2 separate regions of the Mus musculus genome follow, and region 2 is linked to region 1. Evidence: chromatin loops called from intact Hi-C (ENCODE). Cell type or tissue: heart. All regions are shown on one strand. Each heading gives the region's core, and the rest is flanking DNA. Links, peaks and the distances in the headings are about the cores only. Region 1 has its middle 86 kb from the start of Gm26535. Region 2 has its middle 59 kb from the start of Marcks.

The links. Peaks named below come from ENCODE experiments on the same cell type or tissue, not always from the same donor. Only the 100,000 strongest peaks of a DNase experiment are listed, where the experiment ranks them.
Region 2: a loop joins it to region 1, with 1.8 times the contacts of the local background. A loop is called at or near these places in 3 of 42 quality-filtered maps.

The regions. Positions count from the first base shown.
Region 1 is chr10:37,226,986-37,239,155 of GRCm38, forward strand. No RefSeq gene overlaps it. Among named protein-coding and RNA genes, the nearest start is that of Gm26535, 86 kb to the right of the region's middle. In heart, for the core only: no CTCF peak of the experiment used is centred there; DNase peaks (open chromatin) are centred at 5,096 and 9,396; H3K4me3 peaks cover 670 bases; H3K27ac peaks cover 4,177 bases.
Region 2 is chr10:37,073,949-37,086,118 of GRCm38, forward strand. No RefSeq gene overlaps it. Among named protein-coding and RNA genes, the nearest start is that of Marcks, 59 kb to the right of the region's middle. In heart, for the core only: no CTCF peak of the experiment used is centred there; DNase peaks (open chromatin) are centred at 3,993, 4,713 and 5,843; H3K27ac peaks cover 2,213 bases.

The DNA of each region.
Region 1 (12,170 bases), core at 1,798-9,797:
TTCTTTACCTGAAGCTGTTCAGGGAAAATAAGGGGAAAAGAAAGAAAGGAAGGAAAAAAGAAGGAAAGAAAGACAGACAGACAGACAGGCAGGCACCACAGGTAAGAGAAGGGCAGGCCAGGCCAAGGAGTGGCTCATAGACAGGCCTGATTCTGTATGTTCACTACAGAGCATCAGAGCATCCCTGGAGCCATTTCCTAATCATTTGTGTGTCATTTTCAGTGGTTTGACTAAAAATGGCTTCAATAGTCTCAGATATTTATATGCTTATCTCCAGGGAGTTGTACTAATTAAAAGGATGATAAGGATTAGGGGGTGTGGCCTGGTGGGATGAAATGTGTCACTGAAGATGGGCTTTGAGGTTTCAAAAGCCACTCCAGGCCCAGTGTCTCTCTCTGCTTTCAGATCAAAATGTAGCTGTCTGCTACTTCTCTAGCACCAGGCCAGTCAAGAAGCACTAGAAGTTAAAGGTGACATTATATATAAAGTAGCCAATAGGCAGAAAGTAGCCACTACATGTTAGTTACTTGTGTTTTTCATGGACACTACTTGCTGGTTTTTCAATCTGAAATTCTTACCTTGCTCACTGTCTCAGAAAGATTCTGACAGATTGGTGCCTCCGTTGGGAAGTTTCTTTCCTTCCTCAGCCTATGGTAGGCTCGCCCCTGGGATGGTGTTGATATCTATAAGTACTTCATAAACCACAGTTTGTGTATTTGTGTCCCTTGTTAGTCTCAGGCTTTTGAGATAAGGACAGTGAATTTGGGGTCTCTAGCATTCATCACAGTGTCAGGAAACTGGAAAATGCATGTTTATTCTTGGAAGGCAAGGCTTCAAGCGATATAGACGGGATGAGATGACCCAATGACTTGATTTGTCTAGAATGGTCTTCATTACACCTGCCATGGCAGCACAATTTTTTTGGCTCCCTATTTTATTTTCAGAATAGTCCTGCTTTGTTAAAGGCAAATTGAAAACTTCCCACAGCCTTTAGAAGGCTGGTAAAGACTTGTTCATTGAACTTCCTTTCTTGTCAGAGCAAGGCCGTTAGTGAGTGACATCAGGGCCTGGGAAAGTCACCTTGCACAAGGAAAATCCCTTATGACTTGACAGTGGCTAGTTTCTGAGTGCTGAGTCACTGGCTGCATTTCCCAAAAGAGAGTTAAGAAACAACTGCCCACTGTCTCAAAGGGTATGGGCTCCTGGAACCTACTACCTGCTCAGCTTTGAGTATCATCGGGAAATTGCCTTTGGGTGCTGGTAGACCCCATTTGCCATGCTTCCCCGGTGCCTCAGCAGCTCTGCCCTGCTGCAGAGCTTTTCAGAGTGGCTCTGTTGAATGTCTCTGGTGTTCTCTAGGTTGAGTCTAAAATGGAAGAAAATTGGCTCAGGACTGAGTCCAAACTTCACTCACCTCTGAGGTTTCCTGTTACCCAGGAAAAAGAGGTTTAAATGACCCTGGAAATCTGCTTACTGGAATCATCCATGAAGACTTCAGAGAATGTGTCAGCCATCACCTTGGCTGATCCTGCAGGTCCCCTGATTTTGGAAGAGAGAACGGGGGTGGGGGGGCATGGGGTGTCTTTTCTCAATGTTCAGGACCCAGTTCAGAAAATTCCCTAGACTGCCACATCTAATTTTTAAAAACAACTACTAATGCTACAACTTAAAATTAAGTTAAAAGATGATTTATTTATGTTTGTCTCTGTGTGTATGTTGGTCTCTTCCCAAACCTGGGCCTTTTGTCTCCAGTCTTGTCAAGGCAGAGGACACAGGCATTTGCCCACTGCCTGGATTGTATATGGTTGTTAGAATCCAAATTCTGGTCATTGTCAGTATACACCAAGAACTTTTATTAATTGCTGAGCCATTTTTTCCATCCCCAATGTGGCAATTTGCCTAAAATGAGAGACCTTAAAACAGTGCTTAGAAGAACAGTGCTCAACTTCCAAATACTTTGAGAAACAAAAGCAAAACCCATTCCAGTCACCCCCCACTCACCAAGGAAGTAGAATTGTCTGTATCCTATATATATATCCGTGTCCCCAGCACACCACCACCCCTCCCACCTTGCTTATAAGTTTTTCAAAAATTACAAACAGGTTTCCTTCCTATTTCTTTCTTTCATCTCTCAGTTTCTCGCAAATACTTAGAAATTCAAAGCAGCAAGCTATTGATGCTGCTGAGTGATTTGACTTGCTCTGCTCCACTAGGACAGGAACCTTAAGAGACATAAATGTGATGTAGGCTACCATTTGAATCCCGGGAACAACATCTAGTTCAACATGAAGAGGAGAAATGATGCACATTTGGAGTCGACACTCTGAAAGTCAGTCCACTGGCTTTTGAGATACAGGGAACTTTGCTTAGCATTTGTTTAAAAAGGGAAAGACACATTTTGAAATGTGAGGCATACTGTGAGTCCTGGAATATTCTATGGTTGATTTCTGGCATTACTAAAGTTTTCTAATTTTCAAATATATATGTGTGTATAGTATATATTTATATATATATTACATTTGAATGTTATAAAAATAATCCACACGTACTGAATAAATATCAAATAGTCATACAAAAGTGGGACTTACTTATCATGAATTCATGTCTGATTTACCTTAAGGAATATTTCCTTCACCTGGCATGGTGATGTAGGCCTGTAATCCCAGCAGTTTGGGAGTCTAAAGCAGGAGGATGGAAAGTTTGAGGATAACTTGTATTACAAGATGAGTTCAAGGAGCTACCTGGGAAATTTAGTGAGACCCTGTCTCAAAAACAAACAAACAAACAAACAAACAATCAAACAACAAAAACAATTAAGAAATGAGGCCACAAATGTGGCTCAGTGTGTACAAGTGCTGGCTAGACAATGCACTTGTCAGAGGAACTAAGTTTGTCACTGGAATCCAGGATGGAAGGAGAGAATAAACCCTCAAAATTGTTCTCTAATCTCCACATGTGTACTTTGGACACACATATGCCAGTGTTCAATGCAGACATACTCATACACACATACATAGCCATAAACACACACACACACACACACAGACACACACACACAAAGCCATATATATACATACATACACACATACAAACATACACACACATAGCCATAAACACACATACAGAGCCATACACACACATACACACACATACACACACACACACACACACACACACACACACACACACATACATAAATTTGACATAGGGCCTCAACATATAGCTCAGGCTGGCCTTGAACTCACAGAGGGTAGCCTGCTTTGCTGCTTTGCCTCTAGAGACCTTCAAATATTCAAATATTAGGATTGATAATATGTGCCATTAGGCTTAGTAAATTGTCAGATATACGTGAAGAGGCCATTCAAAGTAAAATAATAAAATTACAAATGGAAAATTTTCATTTGCTCATCTTTCTCCCTCCTTTCTTAAGACAGGCAATCTCCTTTACAAAATACTCTCTTTATTACCACCCCCCTGAGATTAGCTCAGAAAACAAGTGGCTTTACTCTGGGTATAGAGCTGTGTGTGTCATATGTGTGAGTGTGTGTGAAGACTTCCTGTACTCTGTAACCTTCTGGTCCTACTTACTCTTTAGCCTTAGGCTTATTACCTCTCCCACCTTTTCCTGTTAGGAAGCACAAGGTAACTGTCTAAAACAGCTCAAAGGCTACTAAAGCCAGATAGTGATTTCACTCACCTAAAATCCTGGCCCTCAGGATGCTGAGCAGTAAGACTGAGAATTCACGTCTGGTCTGGATTGTGTATAGACAAGAATCAGAAGAGACCACTTGGCACAATTCTCAAAAACAATTGGAGAAGCTGGCTCCATCTGCACTTGGTAGGCATACATTATTTTATTAATTGCATGTTTGTGGAAGTGGCAAAAAGACACACTATGATTGTGGACATGTCTTTTTAATTTTTTAAAATTAAATTGTTTATTTATTTAGTGTGTGTGTGTGTGTGTGTGTGTCAGACTACAGCTTTGTGGAGTTTTTTTTTTTTTTTTTTTTTCCCCATTCATCTTTACACGGGATTGAACCCAAGGTAGTCAGCCTTGCAAAACAAGCCCCTTTATCTTTACCACTGAATCATCATCGTACCAGCCCTTCTTACCAGATTGTGGACATTTCTTAGACTTAGTCACAAAACTAGATTAGCAAAGTTTCCTAAATATCTTTCTAAGTAGTTATAAAAAATACCAGGCTCCCTCCCTTTGGGGGTTCCTTCTGAGGACCACTTGCTGAAGAAGAATGGGTGACAGAAGAGGTCAGTGTGTCTTGGGTGGTCTAGACTTTGTTCTGCAGTGAGTTAGTCTAGGCCGCATTCTAGCCAGTCATTTCCCCCATGTACCCAGATCGAACCAGTCTGACCCAACCCAGGCTCCCGCTCAGCTCTACAGAGTGCTCCACGCCTGGGGCAAAGTGAAGGCTTGGCAGCTATCAAAGTCTTCACAACTTAGAAGGAAACTAATAAGGGCGACCACACACCAAAGATGATTTTCTTTGTTTTGCTGTTTTTGTTTGTTTGCGTATTTGAGACAGAAACTCACTTTGTTTACACCCCAAGCACTGTGGTTACAAGTATGGACCAGCATACCTAGCTTGGATGGCATAGTTTAGACCTGTCAGAGCATGTCAAAAATAAAAATAATTAAAAAAAATGGAGTGACTTTGAGCTTATTGTACATATTAGTTTATTATAGTTTCAAAATTATTTAAAATTTTAAGAATTTTCTACAGTCAATGAAGGCCCTGTGCTAAGCAAACAGTTTTAAATTGCTGAATCCCTGTTACAGCATGTGGAAGAGAGCAACTTTGCTCTGAATACACTTTCGTAATAAAAATGTATTTAAGACTGAAGTTATTTCATCTTGTTTGACATTCATAATTAGTACATATTCAGTAATCTGTAGTTTTTAAATGCCTAGGTATGACTGGGGGAGGATGGGGGAGGGAGAACTGAGGAGGGGGGTTGTGGGCAGTCAGAGATTAGCATGGCAGGGTTGGCTCTTCCCTGCTGTAGAGCAAGGGCATCAGCAGTTTAGAAGGGGAAGTAGGCTTCAAACCAAACAGCTGACGCTGAAATCAGCTGGTGGCGGGCCTGGGCGGGGGAGGGGCGAGGGGGAGGAGGGGAGGGGGGAGCGCAGCCTGACTTCCTCTTCATTCTTGTTCTTTCTGCCTTTGTCCAGGGTTAGCAGCGCTTCGATTCCCTATTCTGTTACCCAGTTCCTGGGAAGACACCCTGCCCCCATCCCACCACCACCCCTTCCACTCTTCCTTCTGGGGCTTATCTGCTCTGGCCAGGCAGTTGCGTAGTGAAGATATGCAAACTGTGAAACACACAAAAGCACCTTAGAGACATCTAGAACATTTGCACTAAACACACGCAGGAGAATACAGCGCAACACATTACAGCCTCTTGGGCTCATTTTATTCTGCTGACTTGGAACCAACAGGGAAAACCCCTACCGTCCTTTGCAAGTCCTTTTGTTTTTTTAAACTTCCTCTCCAGACAGCAGAGCAAGGGTAACTAAAAAAAAATCCAATTCTTTACGATGTCTTTTAGTTATTTTGTTTAAATGTTTAACAACTTGTTCATGAAAAGTCTCACAAAAGTACAAGAAAGTCGGCTACATTGTTTAAATCTTATCTCACATTCCCTGCACGTCAGTCAAAATGGAATTACAGCACATTAAGATGGCTACTATCAAAACCATAAACAGAGCCAGAAGATTCCAAGTGTTGGAGAGGATGTGGAAAAAGCAAGATTTTGTTCACTGTCAAGGGATTGCCTATCAACAGTGGTGTGGTGGTTCTTCAAAGGCTAAAAAGGAGGTGGACATGGTAGGGCACGGTGAGACGTGCCTTTAATTCTAGCCCTGGAAAGGCAGAGGCAGAGTGATTACCAGTCCCACCTCTGACTTGAGTACATGCTCCCAATGAACTGGAAAATGGAAATTAAAACTATGCCATCCTTGAACTCACAGCAGACTTCTTCTCAGGCTCAACATGGGAATGTTCTGGAATTAAAGGCTTTAGAGATCATGCCTTTAAAGTCTGTGATTCACACTTCCAAAGAGATAGTAGTCTTAATGCAGGGAGTCCTGATATCTGCTGGGATGGTGATGGAAAGTTATAGTCATGATACTAAATGAGATCAGCTGGTCAGAGAAAGATCTCCTTACATGTGGATCCTAAAGCAGTCAAATGCATGAAGGCAGAGTGGAGTGGTGCTTGCTAGGGGCTGGAGGAGTTGTTCAATGGATCCGGATCCTCACATAAAAGGCCTAGGGCTGGGCATCTTGAGCTTGAGACCAACCTGGCTAAATAGGGAGACTGTCTCAAGACACAGTTGTTTAAGTAGAGAAGATGAAAATAGTTGAAATGGAATTTAAGGATGGAAGAATAGCAATGGAATAGTTCACACCAAATTTTGTGTTGTGCGTATTTTCCAATTAAAACTAATTTTAAAATGGCTAAGATGCCTTTGTGATAGCTCACTGGGTAAAGGTTCTTCCTGCCAAACCTGATGATGTAAACTCAAGGCCCAGGAGCCACATGAAAGGAGAGAATTAATTCCTGAAAATTGTTCTATTAGTCTATACATGTGCACACACTTACACATACACATTCTCTATCTCTCTCATACACACACACACACATACTCACACACATACACACATCATCATGAAAAGTTTTAAGGGGTAGTTTTTCCCACAAAAAAAAAAAATACATAAAGCCAAAAATAGAGCCTCAGGTTTCATAGCTTCATGTCATCACTTAATACAAAAGAACAGCAGGTACATTTATCGAAATTAGAATTTAATGTTGTGGACCACATGACCCCACACCACCCCATCCCCCACTCCCCCAGGCAAGGTTTGAAATAACACTTGTTGATGTTGAATGGTTCAAGGAGTACATGTGGTTGGACAACGTCACCTTGTTCTTTTCAAGACAGAGAGAGCCCGGAGAGCCTGGCAGACAAGCCAGGAGAGGTGATGCCACTGTTACCTAACCCGGTCAGCAGTGTGCTCTACTGTGCCCACTGGACCCTGTACTCTTCAGGGTCCTGCTTCCTCCTGGTCGAAGCTACTCCTGTAAATGGCTACCCACAAAACTGAGTTGCTGACTCTGAGAACAATCCCTTGCTATGTGAATTAACACCAAGCAGGCCTTCAGTGTGATATGGATCTTCTGACATTTAGGTTACCAGGCCAGTAGTAGCATGGGTTATTAGGAGAGAAAGCTATGATTATTAAGGAGGTTATTTGGCAATAGGAAAAGCAGTAAGCATGCTTTGATTTCAGCCTCCTCTCCCTAGGGCCCACACATTTAATGATATCTTTTTACGCTGCACTAGGACGTGGGGAGGAACGGGTATGATTATCTCTACTTTATAGAAGGTGAAACCGAAGCACCGGAAATCATTTGGCTTTGGGACAGTGACTCACTGGTCAGGTCAAAGCAGAAAACAGGCTTCCAGGCTCCTAGATCCAGGGCCTTCTGGCTGTAAATAGTTTGCTTCTCTTCTGCTGATCCTATTCCACAAAGCCAAGCCCTGGAGGTTCCAAGCAACAGGAAAGGCTTGTACTCCCATGACCGCTCTAAGCAGAGAAACCCCCTATTGTGGGGTGCCTGTCAGGGCTGAGAAACTAGTAACTTCAGTGTGACTTGGAGAATGTGAATTTTCCTGATTTCATTTGAATGGAGGGGTGGGGAGAGGGAGGAAGTGGGGGGGAAGACAATTAGAATTTCACTGCACTCCATTTTCTTGGCATGGAAGCCTCAACTAAGGGTAGGCTTGCTTCAGTGACTCTTCTGTACAGAGACCACCCTGTGACCCAGAAATGCGGTTTCGCAACAAGCAGATGGAGGTTTTCAGAGGTCCTCTGCTGGGGCAGCTAAGTATGACTGAGACATCCCAATCCCAGAGACAAAGGTCAGACCTATTTTAATCTCTGAGTGAGGCTATTACTCTGAGACAAGGCCCCTCTTGTCTGAATGCCTTCTATTTTCAGTGATTCACAAGTTCACTTTTCTTTCATCTGGGAGAGCAGAGACACATCTACTCTTTTAGATTTGCTTGGGAGTTAAAATATCCTCTCCTCATTCTTCACCAGAGTGTTTTCTTTCAGTCAAAGGATTCTTCAAGCAGGGAGCCTGGGGGATTCCTGGGGTGTTTAGTCAGCTTGGAATGTGAACCCCTAGAGGAGGAAGCTAGGAGGTAGAGGGAGTGGGGCTGTTGCTGGCTTGGATGTCCCATATTGCATCCAGTCAATAACCTTGAGTGCAGGTTAGCGTAGGTGACTCTTGGAAGAGGTGACCAATGCTTCAGTAAGCTGGTCATAGCCATGCTTGCCCCTAATGTTGCTGAAATATGTACACAGTTATGTTTTGCTGTGGCAGTTGGTAGGATTAGATGAGGGATGGGAGGGCTTTGCTCCTTAGCATGGGCTTACTGTCCGCTTTGGTTAGTGGTCATTGGCTTTGCTTTCTGTTTATGAGTTAGTTCTCTAAGGGAGTGCTGCTTTATGGAAACCTGCTTATCCAGTTTTCATCTATGCTATTTTTACCAGTTGGTACTACTGTGCAGGGAACCAAACTGTCTCAGACATGTTAGACAAGGCCTTAGTATTGAGCCACTTCCCTGGCCCTATTGTGTTTGCAAATTAGTTCCTCTCACCTTACTATGTTTTCCAGGGAAATCTCCAAAACTTCTCTTTATAATTCATAATAACCTCAGTATGATGTGGTCAGAGAAGGGTTTGAGCAGTGTGGCTAGCCTTCATCTTCAGAGGATGTAGCTAGAGTGCTAACAATGGTAGACTCGCATGGTCACATGCTCTGAGCATATTATCTATCTGACTCTGCTCAAGAATTCTATGAGATCATTTCGCAGAATTCAAAACAAGATTTAGGATGCGAAGCAAGTTTTTTTGAAGTCTTGTTAATTAGCTGGTTTTTAGAATTAGGATTCCATCTCACATCTGCAGACCTAGAAGGATAGTTCTGAAACTGAAAATTAGTGTTGCAACGCACACTTTGAGTTATTGTTTGGAGGGTAACTTAAAATCATGTGTTTCCGGGATTTTCTTCTCTTTCTTGCTGCCTCTTTGAGAGAAATCAGTCCCTGAAGTCAGTGAGAATTTGAGTGAGCTGCCCTTTCCTTTTGTTTATAAGAGGAAGTGTGAACTTTGTGATCCCTCCACACATTCTGGCCACTTCCCTAAATCAAAGGAGAAAATAACCTCAAAACCATGGCTCTGATGCATGTTTTGATACCTAAAGGTCAAAAATCAAAGACCCTGCTGCTTGCCACAAGGAAATAGGAAGAGAGCATTGTCCCAAAAATGCCAGGAGCTGTTAATATATATAAGCAGTTTTGAAGGGGGATGTTAAGAAAGAATTAAGATTCTGTTTCTGAGTTCTGGCTCCGATCTGATGTTTAGCAGTAACACCCCAGTGAAACACCCAAGGGGTTTGTGTCAACACTCCTCCAACAAAGTAGAATTACAAATTGGGGCTCTCTTAGCTCTGCAAAGGGTTGCATACATGTACAGCTTTTGCTGTGGGCTGTGGCTACACTCTAGAGCAAGTTGGAGAGTTGAGCCAATTTCCCTGAACTTCAAGCCAAAAGGACAGTGGCTTGGCTTTAATTCTGTAGTAAAGGTATTTGGAAGACTGCAGCACTTACACACATCTGTATCGTTTCTTGGCATAGACAGAGTGACTTTATGTTTAGGCCCCTTCAGATGAGATACTCTTCAGATCCTTTTTTTGGTTATGAGATTTATCTCTGCTAATATAACAGGAAGCAGCTTCATGGTCCATGGGGAGAAAGGGCCAAGGCCTGAGATGTGTTTCTTAAGTCTCTGCTGAGGTAGGAGAAGGATACAAACAGTTCTCAAATATGCACAGAAGACTCACCGTGACAGTTTTAAGAGGTGAGTATGGCTTGAGTTCACCAAAGGCCAAAACAACTTGGGGTTCCAGTTAGATCAGCATATTTTGATCAGATCAGCATATTTCCTTTCTTTTTTCCTCTTCAGTACGAATATTAGATTTATACACTCTTGATAAAATGGATCAGCAGACAAAGAATTAGGTTTCTTTATGGCAAGTTTTTCAATGCAATTTGTTTTATTTGTTTCTTTTTCTGGCTGCTGCTTCTCCCCCAGCCAGTGCTCTTTTGTGTCTTTCCACCCACAGTGTCTTCCTTCCTACTTTCCTGTCACCTGACTTCTGGCCCTCTTCCTTTCTCAGCACCTTTTGCTCAGGGTCCCTCCTAACCAGTTTCTCGGTTTATACTCACATTATATACAAGCATGTGAACATCAAGCTAAGATCCACATATGAGACTGAACACGTGAGTTTTATGTTTCGGTGTTAGGGTCCCCTCACTCAATATGATACCTTACAGATCTGTCCATTTCCTGCAGTTTTCATTTTTCTTTATAGTTGAGTAGAATTCCATTGTGCATATTTGTCTTTTCACTTTCCAGTTGTTTGTTGATGGACATCTAGGCTAGTTCCATATACTTGCTGTTGAGAACTATGAAGTAATTAACACGGATACACAAGCGTGTCTGTTGTAGGCTAAAGTCCTTTGGATAAGTGCCTGGGAGTGCTATATATGGGTCTATTTTTCATTTTTTGGGGAAACTTTCTACTGATATTTGTAGCAGTTATAGTCCTGCTAGCGGTGGGTAAGGAATCCTCTTCCCCATACCCTTGCCAAAAATGGAACCCTGTTGTCATGTTTTCTTACTCACAGTTATTATTGGGGTGAAATGGACTCTTAGCTCATTTTACATTTGAATCTTCCCCAGTGGCTAAAGGAGTTGAACATGAATTTATATATATATATATATAGTTGGACATGAACATACACACACACATTTGTTGACCATCTGTGCTCCTACTTTTGAGAACCTCCTGTTTGTTTCATTTATTGAAGGGCAGTTTTATGTTATGGGTGTTTTAATTTTTGCAGATTTTAACACAATCTAGAAATCACCTCCCTCCCCACCCCCATTATTGGCCATTTTCACCCTGGAAGAGTGTCTCCTAGAAGGGCTCCAGCAGGTGGAAGGAAAGGGTAAAGTACATATTCCTCACAGGGAGCATTGTGCTGATGGTGGGACCTGCTGCTTTGTATCCTTTGATTCAATCATGTGTGGGTTAAAATAGTTTGAGGTGATTCAAAGTACATGGGAGGAAGTGACTTGAGTGCACCAGGCCCCTTCCTATAAGGTGCCTAACTGAACATCTGTACATTTTGGTTCCTGTGGGAGTTTAATGGAGAGTGTTAAGTCTATAATGAAAAAACAAAAACAAAAACAAAAACAAAAATAAACCCCAAAAACCAAAAACCAAAAACCAAAAAACCAAAACAAAAAACCAACCAGCCAACCAAACCAACCAACCAAACAAAAAAAAACCAAACTAAACCAAAACAAAAAACCAAAAAACATTATTTTTAAGCCTTCATTTTTAAATTGTTTTGTGACTTAAGTAATATGACTGTACTGGCTGGTTTTGTGTGTCAACTTGACACAAGCTGGAGTTATCACAGAGAAAGGAGCCTCAGTGGAGGAAATGCCTCCATGAGATCCAGCTATAAGGCATTTTCTCAATTAGTGATCAAGAGGGAAGGGCCCATTGTGGGCGGCGCCATCCCTGGGCTGGTGGTCCTAGGGTCTATATGAAAGCAAGCTGAGCAAGCCAGGGAAAGCAAGCCAGTAAGTAACATCCCTCCATGGCCTCTGCATCAGTTCCTGCTTCCTGACCTGCTTGAGTTCCAGTCCTGCCTTCCTTTGGTGATGAACAGTAATGTGGAACTGTAAGTTAAAAAAAAAAAGACCTTTCCTCCCCAACTTGTTTCTTGGTCATGATGTTTTGTGCAAGAATACAAACCCTGATTAAGACAATGACGTTCAGTTACTTTAAAATGAAGTCAAAATGGCACTTTGCTGGGCCAGTCCTACGGAGAACAGCCCATGCCTTCAGATTCTATTTTCTTATTTTTTTGTACATTCAGACTGCTTTCAAACAGAGTGTAGCCACATCACATGAAAAGTGGCATGCTTACGTCATTTAATAAAGTGATGGATTGGAAGAAAGATGACCCTAGGACGTTTTTATTTGGAGATTTCAGGTTCCTTA
Region 2 (12,170 bases), core at 1,457-9,456, 150 kb before region 1:
TAATAAAAGAAATCTACATTTAAAAAAAAGTGCCAGACAATCACAGCTATTTTGCATAGTGAGGTCTAGAGCCACATTGCATGACCTCGTCTCAAGAAAATAAAGCCAAAACAAATCCTAGAAATGATTATAAATGCTCCAAAAAAAATTGCTGAGCCTATGTACCCCAAATTATAGATTCAATTTAAAAAATTTTTTCCAAATGTGTGGGTCTTTTTAAAAACATTCTATGGAATTATTTATTTTGTTTACACATGATCAAGGGTTGGGGTTTTGCAATAAGATCTGACATGCATACAAATATGGAATGCCAGTGTTTCTGAGTCATATCAACTCCTGGGCATGTCTTAAGTTGACTCCTTTTCATCCATTTCCCATTGCAATAGCTGGGTTCTAGGATCTACTGCTTTTCGCCAGGACAGCCATGATCATTTCTTCTTTACGGCCTCTATCCATGTTGATAACCTCTATCTGTCACTTAAACACAACTCACTGAGCTTCACATTCAAATGTGTGTTCATGTGTGCTGGGGACCAATCCTAGTTCCTCACATACGCCAAGCACATTCTGTAACTGAACTGCACCTCTAGCCTCCAGACGAATTTTCAGGAAACAGAGTCTTGTCCATATTAATTTTTTTCTCAAGAAAGTTTAGGAGATCTCTGTTTCCACAAAACAAATTATTAAACAGCCACTTGGCATAAGATCCAGTTGAAGACCTCTCCATCTTCTGGACAATGCACTTCAGGCAGAATAACTCTCTCCGTCTTTTCATACTCTTTCTCCCACTGTCTCTACACTGATTTCTTTTCTAGATGACTGTGGTCATGTCTTATATCATGTCTAAGAACATCCTCCCAAATGTAAGAGTCCGTGCTCAACAACCATCGACGAAAACCTCTTTGAAGTAGGTTACTGATGCTAAAGGCCAGGGGATTCAGAGGACAGAGCCATACTGGGGAATGGGACAGCTGAAGAGACTGCAGTTTGAACTGCACCAACAAGCCAAGCAGAATTTAAAGGTATAAGTAATAACTTATCATCATCTCTTGTGGTCCCAGGGCTTAACTGGATCAAGTGGTTCTCACCTGGACTCTGAAATACAGTCACAGTGCCTGGTGGCTCGAGATGTTTGAGTGCTCTGCCAGACAGTGTCAGAGATGTTCAACTACTCTGCTCAGAGCAAGTATGGTAGAGACTTCTGTTGGTTGGTGTCTTAGTTAGGGTTTTACTGTTGTGAACAGAAACCATGACCAAGGCAAGTCTTATAAAAAACAACATTTGCTTGGGGCTGGCTTATAGTTTCAGAGGTTCAGTCCATTATCATCAAGGCATGGCAGTATCCAGGCAGGCATGGCGCAGGCAGAGCTGAGAGTTTTTTCATCCAAAGGCTGCTAGTGGAAGACTGACTTCTAGGCAACTAGGGTGAGGATCTTATGCCCACACCCACAGTGGCACACCTACTTCAACCAGGTCACACTTATTTCAACAAGGCCTCACCTCCAAATGGTGCCACTCCCTGGTCCAAGAATATATAAACCATCACAGTTGGCCATATATTTTACTCTGTGCAGCGGTCCAACTATGAAGCTAGCTTCTGCCTGCCTGTTCATCTAACATGGTCTCAGGTTAAACATTTCCAAAGCCCAGATGTATGTGTCACGAACACTGAGCCTTAGCCTTAGAAACCACACATCTTCAACTTCCAATATGTAGCAGCCTAGATGTACTGGAGAAGAGGAAGGGCCCACATTCTCGTTGTCTCTCTCTCTCTCTGCCTCTCTCTCTCTCTCTCTCTTACTCTCTTTCACACACACACACACACACACACACACACACACACACACACACACACTTACACACACTTGTCCAATAAAGTATAACATAATTAATATTAGGTAAATTCTAAGACAAGATGTGAAAAACATTGTCTACCTTGCTTACTAGAATACTGAGTCCTAAATTTTTCAGTTTCTATGCAATCTAAGGTCTTGAAGCCTCCACACTATGAGGAAGTCTGAGCTAATCAATGGAGGCAGGCTTGAGAATGCTTGAGAGTACACAGATACCCTGAACAAGAGACCAAGCACCCTGGACACAGCCTATTAAGGGAAGTCTACAAATGAGGAGAGATAGGAACGGGTCATTCCCTGAGACAGTCACGGAATGGGGAGGGCCCAGGGATAGTAACTATACTCTGTCATTTATTTAGTACCATTAATCAGAACTAATATGGAATGGGGCTGTGAATTTCTAGTTTACTTCTGGAATAAGGCATTGAGTTTCTTGGGTGGCTTTTATCAGGCAGAAGTGTTATCAAGCATTTGGGAGTCCCTTTTGTCAGCTCCTAATTCCATTAACAATACAACTTAAAAGTGGACTTAGAAGGAAGCTTTAGAACCATTTTACTAGAGTTTGAGAGAAAAATAAGAGGACAGTCAAGGCGTAGATCCCAGCAGCTGTGCGAAGGAGGGAAATAGGTAAGAGGAAGGGAGTACAAATAAGCAGAAGCCATCAAACAGATGTGCAAAGGGCTTAGGGTCCTCAGCGAAAACTGTGGGAGAGTACAGCCCCTGGGATTTGGGTCAGTATCCAAAGAAGGAGTAAAAAGGAAGGGAAAGGAAAAGGTACTCCTTCTGAGTTAGGACCCTGGCAAGCAGGCAGGCTTAGCACTCAGGATTTGCAAGCAACTGAATCAGGGAGGGGCTTCTGAAGGTAAAATACATTATCTCATTACGGGGATAATTCACTCCACCGGCACACACACACACACACACACACACACACACACACACACACACACACACACATACACACACACACACACACACACGCACACACACACTCTGGTTTTAGCAGGAATTCGGGTAAATCAGCTTTTCTGAGGAGTGGCCCTCTGGCAGGCAGAGTGGACTAGTTCCTACAGAAAGGGACAATAGTTTTTCCTTGTTAGATCTCCAGTTAGGGTGAGTGGTAACCCTAGATCCTACTTTCTGGGCTAGGAAGGAGTTGTTTCCCCTTCACAGACCTCCACAGGGTCTCCTTGCCTTGCCTTCCTCCTTTTGGTAAGGCACATTAATTAACAAGGGGCAAAGCTGATTATGAGGGATGGAGTCATCCTCCAGGCCAGCAAATGTGCTAATGCCTTGAGGCATTAGCTAATGCTAATGAGGCTATCTACCACTAGGTGTTACCTGCCAACACTAGAGAGGCCTTTACCCCTAAAGTCCCTTTGGACTTAAAACTGAAGGAAAAACAAACAAACAAAAAAACAAGAGATCCAGGCTCTCTGTGCTGAGGTAAGAGGATCTCAAGCATAGCGTTGTACGCAAATGGAATAAAGAATATCCGTGCCAGTAACATCAGATCTGCCTTCTCATTCATTTCAGAACAAGCTCGGAGTAGTTCATGCCTTTGAAACCTATTGCCTATTGCCTTTAGAGTGACTTTAGTGTAAAAACTTAAAATAGGCTGATGATCATGTCTGGAGCAAAGGTCACCCCCAAAGATGACACCTAAGCTGCACCCATTCCGTCTGTCCTCCAGCCTTGCTAAATATGTTTCTAAAGCACAATGTCCTAAAGGAACAAAGTTCCTCCCTTGACATCAGTTCAAGAAGGTCAAGAAGACAACACTAGGACAAGTCATTTGAGTGACCAGACCTTGCTTTCAGACTCCACAGTGGGGTCCTGGCGTCTGGAATAAACAAAAGCAAGAGAGGAGAGGAATGGAAACCAGCACTGAGGGCCAGCTGGCTGCATCCGAGGGTGGGGTTTGGTGGAGGTAGGTAACTAGGACCCCTCCTTCAATTCAACAAACACCTTCTGGAGCCTGACTCTCCAGGACGCTGGGTTTTGCTACAGGGAGAGTCAGAGCCACACCAAAGGCATGGAGGCTGAGCTGTACCTCTGGCCTGGGGGAACTACCAGCTGTGCTCTGGGGTAGAAGGTAGAGTGGGGGTGCAAAGAGCCTGCTAAGGTCTACAGCCCAGGAAACCCCTGTGGCACCAACAGGATCCTTCAGTGTGCACCAGGGCAGGTAGAGGTCTGCGGCTGTATACCACCCAGGCTGGCCTCAAACCCTGTGCCACCATGTCTGACACTGTCTTGAGGGTTTATCAGCATCCAACCATGTGACTTTTACACAATGCCTATGGCAGTCTGGAGAGTGGAAAGGGTCTTTTCTCCCTTTTGACTAAACGATGAGTAAGCCACACTTTCTTGTGTTTGAAATGGCTTTAGAGTGTAGAAAAATATCCACACGACCTGTCGGTTGGTATTGAGTACTGATAGCTACCAAGGCTGGCAATTAGAAAAGAAAAAAATAGCTTGGGTCAGGAAAGCAAAAAGGCATCCAGTCTCTTAAGACACAAGGCTCTAAATACCTCCCAGGGTTCCACAAAAGGCCATGCTTGTTTTTTCTTTTGACTTAACTCATCCTGTTTCTGTTTCCAGAGCCCCAATGCAAGTGGAATTCATCAGCCAAAAATACAAATAAGAATAGAAACGGGGAAAAAAAATCTGCTTCTTCTAAAGACTTTTAACGTGCATTCAGCTTGCTGTTACTAGATAAGGACTAAGTCCTTTTCTGTGCTGGGAACCCTAAGTAGTCACATAGGCCTATTATGTCTTAAATGCTGCCCGTGGCCCTGGAACAATGAGCCTGAGGTCCAGGAGCTGAAGCAGTAGGCAGCCTGCCAAGTTCAACACAGGCCAGTCTGAAGAGCAAGGCCTGCTGGGAGCTGCTTCCTGCTCTGCATAGATGCAGGGCAAAGATTTTCCATGCTGGCTTTCAGCATGCACGTTCCACACCGAAGGCCCAGACCAGTGATGACCTGTACTGACATTTTCCATGACATTCTTTGTTTTGTTTTCTGCTTGATAGTATAACTTCGGGGTTTCTTTTTTTGTAACAATCGCTTGGCAAAGATTACTCTTAGATGTCATAGGGGAGTCACCAGACACAGCTAGATTCTCCCCTGGGCAGACATCTCTTTTTTAAATGGAGCTTCATGGGAATTTACTGGATTATTTGTGGAGGAACCCTTTGCTGCACAGCTGTTGGTCAAGAATGTGCCTTGCTTGTGGAAATAAAAGAAGTGGCAGTGGAGCCTTATGATAATGTGCATAAGGAATTAAAAACTGAATTTAAAAATAGGAAATGCAGGGTGCTGGAGAGATGGCTCAGTGGTTAAAAGCATGGCATTGCTCTGAGCTCCTCCCTGATCCACAGTCACCTGTTAATGCCAACTCTGAAAGTCCTGACTTTCAGCTTTTTCTTGACTCTGGACGCCTGTACTCACCTAAACACAGACAAATACTCACGCACACACATTTTAAAAATCTTTTAAAATGGACTACATATTGCTTTATCTCCATTTAGAGCAACATTCTTGTAAAGTGCCATATTTTTTGCCTACATTTGCCTTCATTGGAGACACATCACATGCCCTTATAGCAACCAGGCTCAACCTCCAAGAGAATGGTTGATACTAATTGTCTTCTTTGCTGCACTTGGTGGCAAATGACCTGTACTGAGCATCCAGGAGTTTTTCACCCAGTACTGAACTCACATTGCTAGGTTTTCACGTCAGAGGAAATACAGCTGCATGCATTCACTGTGTGGCAGTCTCCAATACGACGCTTTCCAGGGGAGTTTTAAGATCAGTTTAGACTTTGCCTAATTTTTTTTTATGCATACATAACATGGATTCCACTTGGTGTGTGGCAGTGGTCCACGCCTATCCAGAGTGCTACTAACAAGAATTTATTTCCTTTGGGACATGTTTGGTATACTTCCAAAAAGTTCTTTGCTATGAGGACTCAATGAGTTTTCTGGAAGAGACAATTGCTGACTTTTGCCAGGAACCAAAGGCTCCTTCTGTTCCCTGAGCTTGGAAACGAGGACCATTGCTCCGCATGACTGCTACTCACACTTATGCAGCTTAAAGATATTTTATTGACTGTTTTGCATTTAGTGCTCCATCATGTAAATTACTGTACAGGTGTGCTGGCAGATCTCAGAAGATGTTTCCATAAGACTATTGAAAGAACTCACATGCTTTTCAGCAGACAAATCTTAACTGGGATATCTCTATACAAGGAAATATTATACAGCTGTAAAGAGAAATGAAGAATGACTTCTTTATATGCCCCTGTGGAAGACAAATAGACTATATTGCTAATATTTTAGGACATGAGTATAAAAATTCAAAATGAAACAAGAACTAATCTAATTTTGTATTAGGTTAATGGCAAATCCACTCAGTAAAAAAAGTTTTTCAAGTGACCTTAGAATATGAGGATTGATGTGTGTGGTGGGTAGATAACTGTAATCCCAGAATTTGGGAGATGAAAACAGGAAGATCAGAAGTTCAAGGTCTAGCCTGGACCACTTGAGACTCTTACTCAAAAACAAAAAACAGCATAAATAATAAAACAAGAATATCTAATGAAATAAGTAAATAAGGAAAATGAGAATTGACTAAAGGGCCTATACGTGGGTTATACTCTTAGAACAAAAAAGAAAAAAAGACACCCACAAATAATAATAATAAAAAGGGTACAAAGCTTCAACTCTTTCCAAAAATTGTATTAATGAAAGTGTTACTTTTGATCTTGAGCAAGCCACTAAGAAACATCCCTCCATGGCTTCTGCATCAGCTCCTGCTTTCTGACCTGCTTGAGTTCCAGTCCTGACTTCCTTAAGTTATGAACAGCAATGTGGAAGTGCAAGCTGAATAAACTCTTTCCTCCCCAAGTTGCTTCTTGGTCATGATGTTTGTGTAAGAATAGAAACCCTGACTAAGACAGGCTGTTTATCTTGGGATCAAACAACTAATGAGGTAGGCATCCTCTGGGCAGGGATTCTGAGAAGGTGGAGGTGGGGCTGAGGTCCAGACAGAACAAGGTGACTGCAGCACACAGGTAGTGCCTGCTATCCCATTCACTCCTACATTGTCACCTCCCTTCTAGATGCTAGCACCTAGGGAACTGTATGTGTTAAACGGAGTGGAAAATCTACTCCCCTGAAGATCTTGTATTATTGGCAAAAGCATATGTGGTGGTTTGAATATGTTTGGCTCAGGGAGTGGCACTATTAGGAGGTGTGGCCTTGTTGGAGTAGGTGTGGCTTTTGTGGAGGCAGTGTGTTACTGTGAAGGTGGGCTTTAAGAGCCTCCTCCTAGCTGCTTGAGGATGCTCAGCCTTCTCCTGTTTGCATTCAGAATAAGATAGACCTGCGTAGATGCTGCCATGCTTCCCACCATGATGATGATGGAAGGACTGAAACACAGAACCAATAAGCCAGCTCCAATTAAATGTCGTTCTTTATAAGAGTTTGCCTTGGTCATGGTGTCTCTTCAGAGGAATAGGAACCTTAGGTAAGACAACATAACCAGAAATTTATTGTGAAAACCAAAAAAGCTTAATAGAAGCCCCCAATACACATGTTTTAATTTCAAGTAGAAAATTTGCCCGGAAATGTGATCTGTAGCCATCTTACTGAGAGTTATATATATAAGCAAAGAGGTGTCGCTTGCTGTGCACTGGGCACTGTCCACTTTCTCTCTTGCTCCCTCAGAGCTGCATGAATGGCTGGGCTCAGTTTGGCTCTACATGGCCTGGCCTGGCAATGCTATCAGGTCCTTCGGTGGGGGGTATGTCTAAGTAGTGATGCAGTTAAGTTTGCTTAGCTTACAAGGCCTGGTACTTTTCCTGACTGAGGAACTGGGATTGAATTTATATATTTTTATGACTGCAGGCTTATTTCCTGATTTTTCAGGTTTAAAGAAACAAATCAAAATAATAAACTTCCTTATTCTCTTTTGATTGACTCTGTGGTGACAATAGAATTAAGGAACAGCTGCTCAAGGAGGCAGCAATGAATTATTCTTGGCCTACTGTGGATGGCAATAAAGCCCTTGACTGCTAGAAAATGAAGCCTTCTTTGTGGCCAACACTCCCTAACCCTTGCATTATCTACCACCACAATGCTTCTCCTTTTGAAGTGAGGAATGACCTAGAGAATACTGAGCCAAGTGACTTATAATCAGGAGAAACAAGCCAGTAGCAGAACTTCTCAGCTGTATGGTCTCATAGGCACTCCATCCTGCATGTCTGCAGGTTCTGTGGGTACTACCAGCTCTGAATACACACACACACACACTCACACACACACACACACACACACACACACACACACACACACACACACACACAGGGAAAAATAGATGCCTGATTTAAGCATGTACATGCTCTTTCCTTTTCATTGTTCCTGAAACAAAATAGTTAGCAATAATTTATATAGCATTTCTGTATGTGGGAGGATTTGCACGGGTTACAAGCAGAAGCGATTTGAATAACTGCTGGCTTGCTATTTGCAAATGGCCCTGGACCCTGGCCTTCAGTCATTGAGGCAAGCTATAGTGATAAACCTGATCTATGTCATTTCTCCTGCTCTTTCCCAAGTGGAACTCTTGATAGCTTCCTGCCCCTCTGCTAGTAAAGTTTTCAGGCTGGATGTGGTAGTGCATACCCATAATATATGGATTTGGCAAGTGAAGGCAAGAGAATCCAGAGCTTGACATTGTACATCCTGGATCAGCCTGGGCTACATGACAGCCTGCCTTAAAATGAACCCCAAACAAACTTTTGCTTTTTGACACATACATTCACCCTGAGCTATATGTAGTAGAGTGCGTTATTATTACACTGCTTTGTGCATCTTAAGCCGAGGGTCTGGAGTATCATTCTGGCTTCCTAGTTAGATTCAGTGAGTGGTGTTTGGGGACTGAAAATTTAGCTTATTTCCTGTACATCATTTTGCGGGTGGCTGTGATTTTCTGAAGTTGTGCAGGGTCGTTTTGAACATTTTTCACATGGATTGGATTTACATAAGGGCTCTGGAGATTGCTGAAGCAACCATACCTCAAGAAAGCTGTGTAAGATAAATGGGTTGTCAGAAACCCCTGAGGAAGGAAAAGGACAAACAGGTAGAGAAGAGAGGCCAAGGGGAGAGTTTGGAGTGAAGAGAACTTAGAACTGACCAAATAGTTCCCCGTGTTAGGGAGCAGTAAGGAGAATTTACTGGCTAAAGCATAAACATCAAATCTGTGCAGTTAAACAAAACCGATGTGTAGGCATTATGGCACAGACCCGCAGTCCAGCACTCAGGAGGCTGAGGCAAGGAGAACATGAGGTTAAGACTGGCTTGGGCCAGATAACCAAACCTTATCTTAAGAAAAACAAGTGATCCTAGGGGTGGGAGGGAGGGAGGGAGAGGGGCTCAGCTGAAAAACTGCAAGAGACTAAGGGCCTGAGTTTGATCCCCAGCACACATGGAAGAGCCAAGCATGGTGGCATGCACTTGTGACCCCAGCATGAGATTGGGAGAGAGAAAAGGATCTCTGTAGCTCACTGGCCCTTAAGCCAGAACTATTCAGTGAACTCCAGGTCCCAAATGAGAGACCCTTTTTCAAAAGCAAGATGAGAGCTAAAGATAGTTCCATAGGTAAAGACATTTCCTGGAACCTACCTGATGGAAGCAGAGAACTGACTTCGTAGGTTATCATCTGTCTGCCACGCATGACTTGTGGAAAATGTGCATGCGTGTCCTGTACACATGTCCATGCAGAAGAAAACAAATCTTTTTTTTTTAAAGGTGGATTGCACATGAAGGTGATCTCTGCCCTTCATATCTATGCTGTATGCACCTTACACACATCCACACACCATCTCTTTCGATCTCTCTATCTCCCTCCCTCGCCCTCCCTCCCTCCCTCCTTCCTTCCCTCGCTGTCTCTCTAACACACATATCTACATATGACACATACATACACATGACACAATACACCTATTCATGACACCCAAATGTCTTACAAACACACATACACACCTACAGATGACACAAGCATACACTCAATTAATAGATTATAATTGAAAGCAGTAAAAAGTTGGTAGCTTAGATCTGCAAAAGGATTAGATAGACGTGGCAGGTGAATCTGTGAGTGGAGAACTGTGTCATTAGAGAGGAAGCTCCTGTTTGGCTCTTAGTAAAAAGTCTGGAGGAGAGAAGACTAGAGAAGGTACCGATATTAACAATGGCACTCAGAGGTCCAGGACTTCAATCAGGTTAGCAGCAAAGTCCTTTCTATACTCATGGAATAGACCTGGGAGATAGCAACTACAGGGGTAGAGCCAAGGCAGAAGAAATACCGAAGTACCAAGTCAGAAAAACAAGAGGAAAGTAGTATCATGGTGATGATGGAGAAAGTGGGGAGTAGGGGAGATAGAGGTGATTAAAAGGACAGTTGCTGAGTGTAGAAAAGCAAACTACTTCTTTTTTTTTTCATTTTTTTTCTTTTTCTTTTTCTTTCTTTTTTTTTTTTTTTTTTTTTTTTTTTTTTTTTTTTTTTTTTTTTTTTTTTTTTTAGTTTTTTGAGACAGAGTTTCTCTCTGTATCCCTGGCTGTCCTGGAACTCACTCTGTAGACTAGGCTGGCCTCGAACTTAGAAATGCTCCTGCATCTGCCTCCCAAGTGCTGGGATTAAAGGCATGCACCACCACTGCCCCGAAGCAAACTACTTCTTAAAGGGGGACTGTCAGCAAAATACTGTGGCATATATAGCCTTTCCTAGAGGTAGGTCTGAAGATAAGCAAAGAGTTTTTGAGGGTGACCCCAAACCTCCCAGGCAGATGTGCACTGCCATATTCACATTCTGATGGCATATGGCTCACTAATGAGTCCTTTAGCTGGATCTTCCAGGGCACCAACCCCTTGTCCTTAGAAAGTTGTATGTGGGGATTTGAAAGGAGGTCAGCATGGAGGTGCTCCTCTGAAAGCCAAGGCCACTGGGGAACTTGGCATATTAAAACAAGAGAGGTGCACTGTGCCTTGAAGCCTTCGATTTTCTCAAATGATAACGGAAAGCACTGAATATGTTCATAATGACCTTTCATGTAAATTCTTCTTTAAAGGTGTGTAATTGACACTACTAACCAAACTAGTAATGTAGAAACCCATTTGAGTGGTTCAGGATCTCTTGCAAAATTAGCCTTGCTTTTTACTGTTTCTTAAAACTCCATGACTTTTAGGAAACATTTTGCCATTAGCCCATCAACCTTCCATGAGCCAATATTCTTTAAGGCACTTTCAGAATGCTTTAGCCTTCACAGACTCAAGGTGCAAGCTACCTGGGTCACCTCCAGCTGAGTCATTACATACCATACACCATATACAAAGAGGAACTCGGGGTGGCTGCTTTTCAGTGCTGTATGTCACAAGTGGGCCCTTCACAGACAGATTCAAAGAGTATTTATTCTGTCTACTGTGGTGCACTTCCTGACTGGTTCTTTCTTATTTGCTTCAGGATTTCAGAGAGAAAAATTGCTTAGTGTGGTTCCCACAGAAAGAATAAAGTTATTAGGGAGGGACTTCACAGCTGTGATTCAGGGCCATCACAAAGCTTTCTTTTCCTAAGAGGCTACCATCATCACCATCTTATTAGTACAAGTCCCTGCACATTCTGGGAGCAAAAATCACAATATACTGTCTTAGGGTTTCATTGCTGTGAAGAGACACTATGACCTTGGCAACCCTTCCTGCTCTCCCAATGAACAATTTAATTTCTTTATTTTTTTCCCACAAGCTTTGAATTCAAAAATAAGAGCCACAAACAAGTCAGCTATTAAGTAAAAAATGGAAGTGAACACAAAGGAAAACTATACAAAACTTTAAAAATCTGACTGCCCTGCTTGACCTCCCCAGAGGGACAGAGACTCGGGCAGCCTGGGCAAAGCCATTACTGCACCATCCTCAAGGCCTGAGTGGATGTCAGGACACCCCTTTCTGGATGTGAGCCTAGCTGGACCCAAAGCCCAAGGCTGGCTGGAAGAACACACAGACCAGAAAGACACTATGGCTTGGCAAGTCTTATAAAGAAAAACATTTAATTGGGGCTGGCTTACAGTTTCAGACGTTTAGGCTGCTATCATCGTAGCTGGAACCTTGGTGTTGGAGAAGCTGATAGTTCTACATCTTTATCCTCAGCCAGCAGAAGGAAACTGTACCACGGTGGGTGTAGCTTGAGCATAGGAGACCTCAAAGTCTGCCCCCACAGTGACTTACTCCCTCCAACAAAGCCACACCCTATGGGCCAAGCATTCTAACAC